Linked DNA regions of Mus musculus: region 2 is linked to region 1. Evidence: chromatin loops called from intact Hi-C (ENCODE). Cell type or tissue: heart. All regions are shown on one strand. Links, peaks and the distances in the headings refer to the core of each region. The heading gives the core; the rest is flanking DNA. Region 1 holds the start of Tsc1 (TSC complex subunit 1). Region 2 holds the start of Gtf3c5 (general transcription factor IIIC, polypeptide 5).

Region 1 (5,371 bases), core at 155-5,154:
AAATTTCACTGTAGTGAACCAATGAGTTTATAAGGCTTATGAGTCCATGGCTTAGGGATTATGGAAGAAGCGTGTGTAACCCTAGAATAGTCATAATAGAAAGTCTGTACCCAGTGTGAAAGACGGCTCCTCTGTGCCTCTAGATAAAGCCCTCTTCTCATTCTCTTCCAAGGTTATATTTTCTAGCCCATCTCGTCTCTGAGACCCCAAGCCAGGTGCACTTAGAGTAAGTTGCATATAACTGGCTGGAAGGAGTGACTAGATGTTCAGGTGAGGACCCAGGGACCCTCTCTGCCCACTCCTTCTATGAAGGAATGGAAAGTCCACAAGCCCATATGGGATGGTCTTTTACATGTTGAAGAAGGCAGTTGTGCTGGTAGGAAAGTTCCAAACAAAAGCTCCAGTCACATGTTCAAACAGGGGCCTGTCAGCTTAGCTAGAAGATGGGAATCTTGCCTTGGTGAGGCCTGAGCCATGCTTGATGGCCTGCGCTATGATGGCCCGGGCCACTACCACAAGTAGAAAGGGGGAGGGCAATTCACAGCCTCAGAAGAGAGAAGATGCTACGTGGACTAAAGTGACAGATGCCCACAGTCTGCATCAGATCAACACCATCTGCCCTCGCTGGCCACGGTTAGGGAGCCCCTGCCACAGGGAGGCTCTAGGGTGCTGTGTGCAATCAATTTTGAAGAGCCTGGATTGGTAAAACAGCTACTGGCCAGGCTGTCAATCTGTCTGTATTCTTGCCTCCCCTCTGGGGTCCCTGGAATCCATATCCTGGCAGCAATTACCACTCTTCTTCCAGGTACTATATAAACAGTAACCACTTAGCTATGACCCCTCTCCAACATCCCTGAGTTCAGCACCTCACAGTTCCCATCTGCCTGTGAGAACATTCCATCCCCATGAGGTCAGCAAGCTGAGGGAAGCAGGGCCAGGAGGGGAACCCCCATTCCTTAAACCCTGTAAGTCTCCCAGCCACTGGTGGTCTCAGAAATCTCTGAGCGCACTCGACTCCTCACACTGTCGCAAATATAAAGGCAAGAATCTGCTCTTGTGAAATGGCTTATACACCAGCGAAGCTGAGAGAACCCCAAGCCCTCCTCTTCCCTTTCCTCCGGGGCTTATGCTTGGGCAGCTGAAATGTGCAAAATGGATGTTCTGTCCACAGTGGGCACAGGTTGAATAAACTTGACAATAGCCGAGTGAGGCTGTGCACTGCCTATATTTTAAGGGCATCCTGGGTTTGTCCCCGCTCCTTTAGGCACCACTCCTTGTGCATGTGAGGAGACTAAGGCTTGCCCAGTTACTATGATGGGAAACCTGCATCCAAACTCTGTCTGGAATCTACAATGTCTCTCACCTGCCTCTATGACAATAGCAGAACGGGGGCATCCCGGCATCATTGCTACCTTTCTAGGAAGCCCGCGTGGCTCAAGGCCTCATGTTAAAAAGGTCATTTACTGCTCCAAGGACACCCACGAGAGATGGAAATAAGGGAGAAAGCTAGTGAGCCTAGAAAGAATGCATTTTTCTATTTCTCCCGGAGCACCCCTACCAGGAGTCTAACAGTAGTCTTAGCAAAACCCATTTAGGGCTTCAACATGCAGTCAGCCCCACTCACTATGTGGTTCTTCAGCACCTGTTTTCTTCTTCCAGGCCGTATTGAATTGGGACCCAATAAGTCTCCAAACTTATTTCCATAACTCACCGAGAATTTTCTTGCTGAAAAGGCCTTGTTCTTGTTTCATGTATTAGCAATTCCGCTAGGCTCCGCCCAACAGTTACCTAGCAACAGTTTGTGTCTCCACCCGCCAGGTACGAGCCAGGAGCCAGACATAAAAGAAGACCTCTCCTTACCTTTCCCTCCTCCCTTTTCTCTCTCCATTCTCCCCTCTCCATTTCCCCTCCTCCTCACGTGTCCCCGGCTGGTCCATCCCATCAATAAACCTTTTTAATATTAGGCCTGTCTTCTGGCTGATTCTTCAGGGGAAACATCTTGGCAGGGCCCGTTGAGGTGCTCGCTCTCGCCGCACTTTACTACTGCGGTTTATAAACCTCAACACCCGTGTCTGGGATCTTACTCTCTTTGCAGCCTCCTCTCCTACTTCTATTTCACAAAAATCAGCCTTTATGTAAAATCCAACCCGAGAGAAGGCAACTGTTCTGGCTAGGTTGTTTATTTGGTCAACTCAGCTTAAATTGGGATCATCTGGGAAGAGGTCATCTCAGCTGAGAAAATGCCTCCATCAGATCGGCCTGTAACAGAGGTTGAGGGCTCCGCCCACTGTGGGTGGGGTCTTGTATGGGAAGGTGGTCCTGCTTTGTATGAAGGAGCAAGCCAGGAAGCGTTGTTTCTCCACGGCCCTGTCTGGAGTTCCTGCCAGGACTTCTCTTCATGATGGACTACAAGCCGTGAGAAGAAATAAACGTTTCCCTCCCTACGTTGTTTTTGGTCATGGTCTTCATCACAGTAACAGAAAGCAAACTAGGACAGTAGCGCACTTCTGTAATCCAAGCAGTGGGAAGGGCTGAGCCAAGAGATTCTCTAGTTCAAAACTAGCCTGGGCTGCAGAGACTCAGACCCTGTCGCAGAAGTAAATAGAATTTCCACAGTGCTACTGAGTCTTGTGGTACTTTAAAGTACTTTGAGTTTTATTTATATTAAGGTGCCTGCCCCGCCTCTGCCTCCTCTCAATTATTATTATTATTATTATTTTTTTTAATGAGTTTAACTTTCTCTTTAAATAAGACAATTGGGGAAGGGGGCCAAGCTTGAAAAACAGTAACACTTATTTTGGCAAGATAGCAACCAAAATCTAAAGTACAAGCTATTATATCCAAATTAAAAGGCATTAAAGAATAAACCATAATATTGGGGAGAGGGTACACAAACACAAGATACAGTATGTCTAAACATCTTGAAATTATAATTTTAGGGTAAAAGTTGAAAAATTACGCTGTTTTAGCTAGAGATTAAGTGCACCTTTTTTCCTGTTTTTCCCAAATAGAATCAGAGTTTACGATTTAATCACACCTCAAAGCTTTTCTCTCAATACAAAGCAACCACTAAATACACACAAAATACTTATTTGTTAATAATTTCCCTGGCTTATCCAACGTGCAATGCACACGACTTGAAAGACTACAATTTGGGGGTGAGTGTACACAAACTCAATTATCTTAAGGACAAGGAGAGCCTCCTGGATGTATGCTTAGGAGAGAAGTCCTAGTTCCCAAGAAGGCCAGGCGAGGGCGCCATCTCCTCGAACTGGAGTTATAGGTAGTTGGGAGCTGCTGCCATTTGGGTTCTGGGAACCTAACCCTGGTCCTCTGTAAGAGCAACAAATGCTCTTAACGGCAAGGCCATTTCTCTAGCTTCCGCTTATCATCTTTCACTGGGTCTTATTATATAAGTTTAAGTATAATAAAACCCCAAACTCCAACCCAAACCAAAAAACAACAAAATACAGCAACAACAAACCAAAACAAAAAATACACAATGCCAGGTGGTGGTGGTGGTTGTGGCGGCGGCTGCTGGGGCAGCTGCGGCGGTGAACACCTTTAAAGCTAGCACCTTTAAAGCTAGGCAGAGGCAGAAGACTCTCTTGACTTCCAGGCCAGCCTGGGCTACAGAGCAAGTTCCAGGATGGGCAAAGCATAAAGAGAAACTTTGTCTTGGAAAACCTTAATAAATACATAATTAATTAAAAAAATAATACAAATAAGGAAAATAACAGCAAATGAAAACTATATACATTCTGATATCCCTCTAAAAAGCTTTGCACCACAGCCGGCAAGGTTTGAAAAGACTTGACACCTTGTCATGGCATGCAAGTAAATCAAGGTATTCTGACTTTACAACATAAACTGCATCCTCTGACTAAGGCTGGCCTCTACATGTCACTCCACAGACTCTTCTGCAAAGGAAAAAGTGGTGGTGGGGGAAAGCCCCATCCTTTTTGCTGCAATTGACAGGCTGTCCATCCAAGGGGATCCCAGAGGCTCATTTGGAAATAGGAACGCCTACAGGGAGACCCCAAAGGTGGCAGGTGTGCCAAAGACAGAGGGACCTGGCTCGAAAGGGCCAGCGCTCTCCACTGAGCCTAGCCCTGCCAGCTTGTTTTTGACTGTGCTTGTTCCGAGCGCGCGCCTCCTGTCACCATCACGTGGCCGCCCCTCCCCACCCCACCCCTCGGCCGGTCTCGTGGCTCCGCCCTCTGCGCCGGGACTTCTTTCGGCCTCCTTCAGAGTCACAAGATCTCTCAGTGGGCTCCCACCTTCACGATCCTTCCGCCGTCCCCGCCTCCACATTAAAATCTCTTTCGGTTTTATTTATCTCGGCCAGCTTGTATCGTCATAAGTGGTATATCCTGTCCTGTCTGGAGAGGCTGAGACTCTGGCCATCTGGCATTAGGCTCGGAGCGTAGTAGAGACCCGAATAGGGACTCTTTTTCATAGCGGAGGCCCCCGCCGCTCGAGACGCTTCACGCCAGGGGGAGGTGCTGCGCGTCCAAGATGGCGGCGCCCTGTAGGCTGGAGGGACTGTGAGGTAAACAGCTGAGGGGGAGGAGACGGTGGGTGAGTACGGGGGGTGTTTCCCCTTCTTTTCCTTGTGGGCTTTTCGGGGCAGCTCTGGCAGCGTGACCTCACGCTGTGGGGCGCTGCGGAGCGCGTTAGCCGAGTCGGGGGTCCGGGGAAGGGGGTTCGGGGAGCTTCTTCCTCGCCCTCATCGCGCGCTGGCTCCGGCAGGGCTCGGCTTGGGCTGCTGGGGCCCCGGGGAGCTGAGGCGGGCCTGCTCCGTCCGATGGCATGGCTGGCTGCAGCTCCGGGCCCGAGGTGGCCCCGCTAACCCGCCCCCCTCGCTTGCTGCGGTGACAGGCTCCCGCGGGGGTGCGCCGCGCAGGTCAGAGACCCCGGGCCCGGCACGGGGACCCGGGGGTGGGGTCGCGGCTCGAGCCTCTACTGCAGCCGCCGGGGCTGGGGGTGGAGAATGAATGAAGGCCGCCTGTGGGCACTGGAGGCTGCCCGGCGCCCGCCGTCTCGGGGAGAGTGTGCACGGCCGAGTGCTTGGCTCTGGGTGTACTTGTGGGTGTTTAATTGATGCTGGAAGACAGTTACCTCCAAGTCGGCAGAGGTGCTCGTTAGCGACAGCTACCTGCCCAGCCACTGCTGAACGCTCATTCATTCATTTGAGGACCTGGAGGACCCACTGCCTGCGGTCCCAGACACCTTTTTTAGAACCCAAGCACTTTCTTTGTGTTGTGGGTTAGAAGAGTTTGGCTTCTCGCGTGTTGGATTTGGAATGAGAGAGACGTGGGGATGGCGTGGAGTGTGGTCGGCCAGTAATCGCAACTATCGTTTTTTTTTG
Region 2 (5,361 bases), core at 1-5,000, 54 kb before region 1:
TTGTACGTGCTAACCACATAATACAACGCCGGCGAATTGTGTCACTTTTAGTTTCAACTACAGGTGGTGGAAAAGTTCTCTTTCCTCCCGTGCCTCGGTTTTCTGCCGAGAGCAATAAGGTCAGAGCAGCTCACTGTCCTGGGATAGATGCCAAGCATGCTACTCACATTTGGGGACAGAAAGAAAATACCGCCTAGTTCACAACAGGTCCTAGAGCTTGCCTAAACTCTCCGTTGCCACGGAAACCGCTCTCCCGCCCGGTGGTCCCGCCCATTCAGTAGACACGATTCCTTTCCCGCGGTCCCGGAGTTTCCCAGCTCCTTACTCGAGAGACGCTTTCCTCGCCGCCCAGGGTCTGTAGCATCTTGGCCTCGTTACGTACTACGCCCGGGTACTCCACGCACACCAAGCGCCGTTCCCGCCGCAGGTCCACAGGGATGGCGGCCTTCGGGTCCGCATCCGGCTCCGCCGCCGCCATGCCTACTAGTCTGGTTCCAGCCCGCCGCGGTCCGTTCTCAAATGGCTCCGCGAGGCCTCACCTCAAAGGTTCCGCGAAGGAATTGTTCCGGTCCTCCTTACCTTTCTCGTCTCCTTAAATCATGGAGACTCGAAGGCCTCCAGGAAGAAGTGCGTCGCCGCAACTGTTTATTTTGCTACACCACACAGAACTGGGGGCTTTTTAATTTAAAATGAAGAGGGTTGGACAAAGGGGCGAGACGAGGGCGTATCCCACCAGCCGACCCAACCAAGACAAGCCAGGATTCGACCGGGTTTTTCCGGATATCCCGTCCAATGAGAGCTTGAAGACGTGCCCCAGGCGTCCTCTGGCCCGCCTCTCATCCCTGAGCTGGTTTTCGGCTGTCAAAGAAAAAGCAGTCCACTGAGTCCTCTTAGCCTTGCTCCTGTGTGCATGTATTTAGGGCTGAGTGCAACTGTAAATTAACAAATTGATAACTTCTTATCATCACACCTCTGTGAGTTTAATACACAAGCTTCAAAGCCTTTGTTGTCATCTTGCAGAGATGACAGTAAAATATTAGATGCACATCGCATCCCATATTAGGATGTACGCACAGCATGCTTAGCAAAATTTGCAACATAGGCTACTCACCTGTTGGTTCTGTGAGGGTCTGATTAGATAGGTAAGTCTGCTGAACTCGGTGCTTCTACCTCTGAATGAGAAGAAGTTCGGTTCCTGAACCTACAAAGCTGCTTCTAAGCTACATGGAGCCTCGGTAAACCCCTCATCCAATGTAGCAACACTCTCAATATTCAGCTGTCATCTCTTCTCCTTATGATATAAACATGATCTTAGAAAGCGATCTCACGTTGTTCCTGTTCTCAGCGGGACCCTCACCCCTCTTTCCCCCCACCACCTAGCTGTCAGCTTCTCTTCATCACTTAGGTTTATGTATAGGCTTTATCTCCCCTGGGGATCCACCATGATAACCTAAACCTAGTCTGCTGATTTCCTTGGTGCACTCGGCACTCAGACGCACACATCGGGGAGCACAGCCTTATTTGCTTAATGCTGGCCTTGCTTTACTGTGTTGGCAGCTTCCTAAAGGTAAGTATTGCTTTGCTGCGGACCTCTCAGACCTGAACACGGGGGTAGACACAGAGTATACATTCACTAAAGATGTTGTGAGCCAGTGAATGAATGAGGCGACACTTTCATGACTCATTCAATCCAGGCCTAGATCGACACGTGGCCACAGAACACTGAATCAATCTCATTCTAGAGAGGCATGTCCGTATGTGAACAGGAACCACGGAGAAGGGCAGGAGGGGAGACAAAGACAAGGACCAACCTGAGGTCCTCAGGCCAAGCTTCTGAGAGAAAGAGACTTGGTCCTGCCTGGGATCCAAGCCAGATCTGGCGCACAGACCCTCACAAACAAAAACTTACCTATCTAATCAGACCCTTCAGACTGGAAGCTGAGAAGAGCCAAAAGGATCAGGCAGCTAATGAAAGCAGTGTCCACACATTTAGCATTTAGGAAATGCAGTCTCCTGCATGCCTGGGTCTGTGGGGAGTGGATGATGAATCAGAAAGCCTGTCCTTCTAGAACTCACATTGAGTAGCAAGAACAACTAGCAAAGGAATTGGAGGCTGAGACGCTGTTCAGTGATGGAAGAGGTGCTTACTGTTCAAGGTGTTGAGTCCCATCTCTAGGCTCCCTCCCACCTACCATTACACCTAGAAAAGATAACGTTGAGGAAAAATCAAGCCCATGGCATTTACCCATCTTTCTGCATCCAGCCTCTTCAGATTCAGTTTTCCAACAGGCCCTGGCACACAAGGTGAATTTTACAAGGCTCAGAACTGGGGCGCACTAGTTTGGTGACCAACACCCCTTCAGCCACTGCTCTAGGACCAAGGACGTTCTGGGCCTTAGCTGTCTAAATGTGCTCGCAAATCTCAGGTCCTGCTCCTGATACATAGACTTGGAGAAGGGCAGATGTCCTAGCCCCTGAGATGACCCAAGGCAATGGAAAGGGGATGCTGGCTGTGTAGCAGAGCCTAAATCCACAGGAAAGCATCGTCAGGCAAGCAGCATAACACTCCTATCCAGGGCTTTGCAGAACGCTGAATATTGTTGGCAGTGTGCCTTTGGAGGAACCAGGAGTGGGGAAAGTACTAGCCTTTTATCAACTAGTGAAAAGGAAATCTTTGGAAAATATTTTTCTGAGCTTCAACAGAGATGCGGTATAACTCATTGTATTCTCAAGGTCAGTCCACAGTGCACATAGTAGGTGCTTTCTTTAATATTCCCTTGCTAGGCGTTGAGTCTCCTTGGACTGGATGAGAAGTGTAATGTTTCCTTTTGGCCATCAGATGGCGACAGAACATTCACATGGGCAAGCCCTCCATCTGCTGGCGGTAAGTGGTCATGACATCCTGGAAGATGGAGAAGTTGCTGCACTAAGAAACCCCAGTTCAAGCCTGAGGTCTCCTGAGTTCAGGAGCCCCCTGAAAGGCTTATGCTAGTCCCAGGGCCAGTATTCTTGCTGTCCATCTGCTCCATCTGTGCCCACTTATACACATGTTCAGGGTCTCATCATTGGATGACAATGACCGACAATGGAGTCTTTCACAGGCTTCTCTTCCAAAAAGAACAAACCATGTCACTGGGCATTGTCCTTCCCGGTCAGCTTGTCATTCCAAAGCAAAATGGAACCATGAACAAGACCAGGTTTCAGAGCTTGTTCGTAGATATAGTTTATGTTGCCTAGTTAAATATTTCCAAAATGCTGCCTAGCCAAGACATATGGAAAGCTAGTGAAATGTAAACAGCACAGCCCCTCAGTACACATAGGCTTCCTGAAGGCCTTGGGAGGCTCTGTATCACTATGCTCACGTGGGAGCATGTTTTAAACTGCATTTGGTTAGTACATCTGTCCCTTTCCAGCCATGCTGTCCTCGGTCACCCTTTGCTGGGAGTCTGAGGAGTATGGGGGGCTTGGCTGAGGGGGAGTGAGCTGGGAATGCAGTAAGACAGAATAGGATGTGTGGGTGTGGCTTGCAGTCACTTCTGTGTGCAGAGAAATGACTGATGCTCATTTTCTGTAGGGATGGCTTCCAGGAACACTTGCCCCATCCAAGTCCATGACAAATTACTGATGTTGTGACCTGAAAGTGCAGGACCAAAGGTATGGAAGTCCTCTTGACTTCCAGAGCCATAATCCATCCTGTGGGAAATCCCATCAGCTGGCTCACTGGGCAAAGTCCTCGGGAAGTACAAACATGAGGTCCTGAGTTCAGACCCCCTGCATCCATGTTAAAAACAAAACAAAACTCACCTGTTACCTTTGCACTGGGCGTGGGCAGAGACAAGTCATTTCAGCAGCTTTGTTGACCAGCCATGAATACAAAACACAGTCTCAGAAAGACCCTGTCTCAGAAAATAAGGTAGGCCTTATTTGATGGCTAAGATGGCTCCATGGGCAAGGGCTTTCTTTCCACGCAAGTCTTGCCAATCAAAGTTCCACTGGAGACCCACTCAGTGGAAGAAGAGAACCAACTGTTAGACCTCTGCTCTCACACTCCTTGCTTACCAAACAAACAAACAAACATTGGGGCTGGAGAGGTGGTTCTTCAGCTAAGAGTACTTGCTGCTCTTGAAGAGGACCCAGGTTCAGTTCCCATCATCCATCTAGTGGCTCACAACCATGTGCAGCACCAGGTTTAGGAATCCAGTGCCCTCTTCTGACTTCCAAGGGCTCCAGGCACATACAAGGCACACAGACACACAAGCAGGTGAAACACCCATACACATAAAATAGCAAATCTAATAAATAAAAATTCAATGTAAAAGTAAGCCAGGTGTGGTGGTGCACATCTGTAATCCCAACACTGGGAGATGAAGATGAAGGTCAGAGGATCAACGTCATCCTTTGCTTTATAATCTGAGGTCAGCCAGCAAGAAGAGTCGATCTCCTCCCTGCCTTCAAAAAAACAAAACTAAACTAAACTAAAACTAAAACAAAACCAAAAAAAAGCAAGTGCAGCCAAGCACAGCCAAGCACAGACCAAGGTAACAAGCTCTCTGCCCTTCCATTGCTGTGGTCTGAATCTGGAAAACCCCCAAGGCTATATGTTCATTTATGTTTTGTTTTGTTTTGTTTTTGAGACAGGGTCTCTCTGTGTAGCCCTGGATGTCTTGAAACTCACTATGTAGACCTGGCCTCCAGTTCACAGAGATCTGTCTGCCTCTTTGTCTGGGACTAAAGATGTGCTCAACTCCAAGGCCCCCTGTTAAATGATAAGACCCCAGCTTGTTGTTACTGGGAAGTGATTTGAGTCCAGTGGAAGGTGTTCTAGGAGATACACCCTGGGAGGTGATTAGTGGGGTTCCAGCCTCCTCCTCCTCTCATCCACTTCCTCGCCATTCAGGGAACAGATTGTGCCCCACTAGACACCCCCACCATGGGTCTAAAGCATCAAATCTGCATTGGACCAGAACCCCAGAAACCCTTAGCTTTTCTCCCTCAACAGCAATCCCGGTTTGGCGGTCGGTCCTGGGGACCAGGCTAGGCAAGCACTTTACAGCTGAGCCACGCCCCTAGCATGCTCACTGTTGGCTTTTGGTGAGGGTTTCGGCTTCTGTGGGACAAAACTCTGTAGTACTTAATTAGTATAATGTCTGACTAAAATGTAACTTGTTTTTTCTTTTGTGGCTATAGTTCATTTCAAGGTGTCCTAAGAAATCTTTTATCTCTAAATTCATGAAGATCTTTTATAGATTCTTTTAGAGACTTTATTCCATTAGTCTACTTAAGTGTGATCAAAGGAACAAATGCTTTTCAGATCCATTCTCTTCTCCTCCTTTCTCGTCCCTCATTTGCAAACATTTCTAA

What was found. A loop is a pair of places that touch in the nucleus more often than their neighbours do. Peaks named below come from ENCODE experiments on the same cell type or tissue, not always from the same donor. Only the 100,000 strongest peaks of a DNase experiment are listed, where the experiment ranks them.
Region 2: a loop joins it to region 1, with 2.0 times the contacts of the local background. A loop is called at or near these places in 4 of 42 quality-filtered maps.

What each region holds. Positions count from the first base shown.
Region 1 is chr2:28,636,739-28,642,109 of GRCm38, forward strand. It overlaps Tsc1 (TSC complex subunit 1), which reads left to right and starts at 4,495. Exons shown (of 23, transcript NM_022887.4): 1 at 4,495-4,552. In heart, for the core only: a CTCF peak has its summit at 3,261 (motif pointing right); a DNase peak (open chromatin) is centred at 4,233; H3K4me3 peaks cover 2,349 bases; H3K27ac peaks cover 2,290 bases.
Region 2 is chr2:28,582,500-28,587,860 of GRCm38, forward strand. It overlaps Gtf3c5 (general transcription factor IIIC, polypeptide 5), which reads right to left and starts at 780. Exons shown (of 12, transcript NM_148928.3): 1 at 326-780. The coding sequence starts at 478. In heart, for the core only: a CTCF peak has its summit at 2,855; DNase peaks (open chromatin) are centred at 472, 762 and 2,954; H3K4me3 peaks cover 1,129 bases; H3K27ac peaks cover 1,599 bases; H3K27me3 peaks cover 173 bases.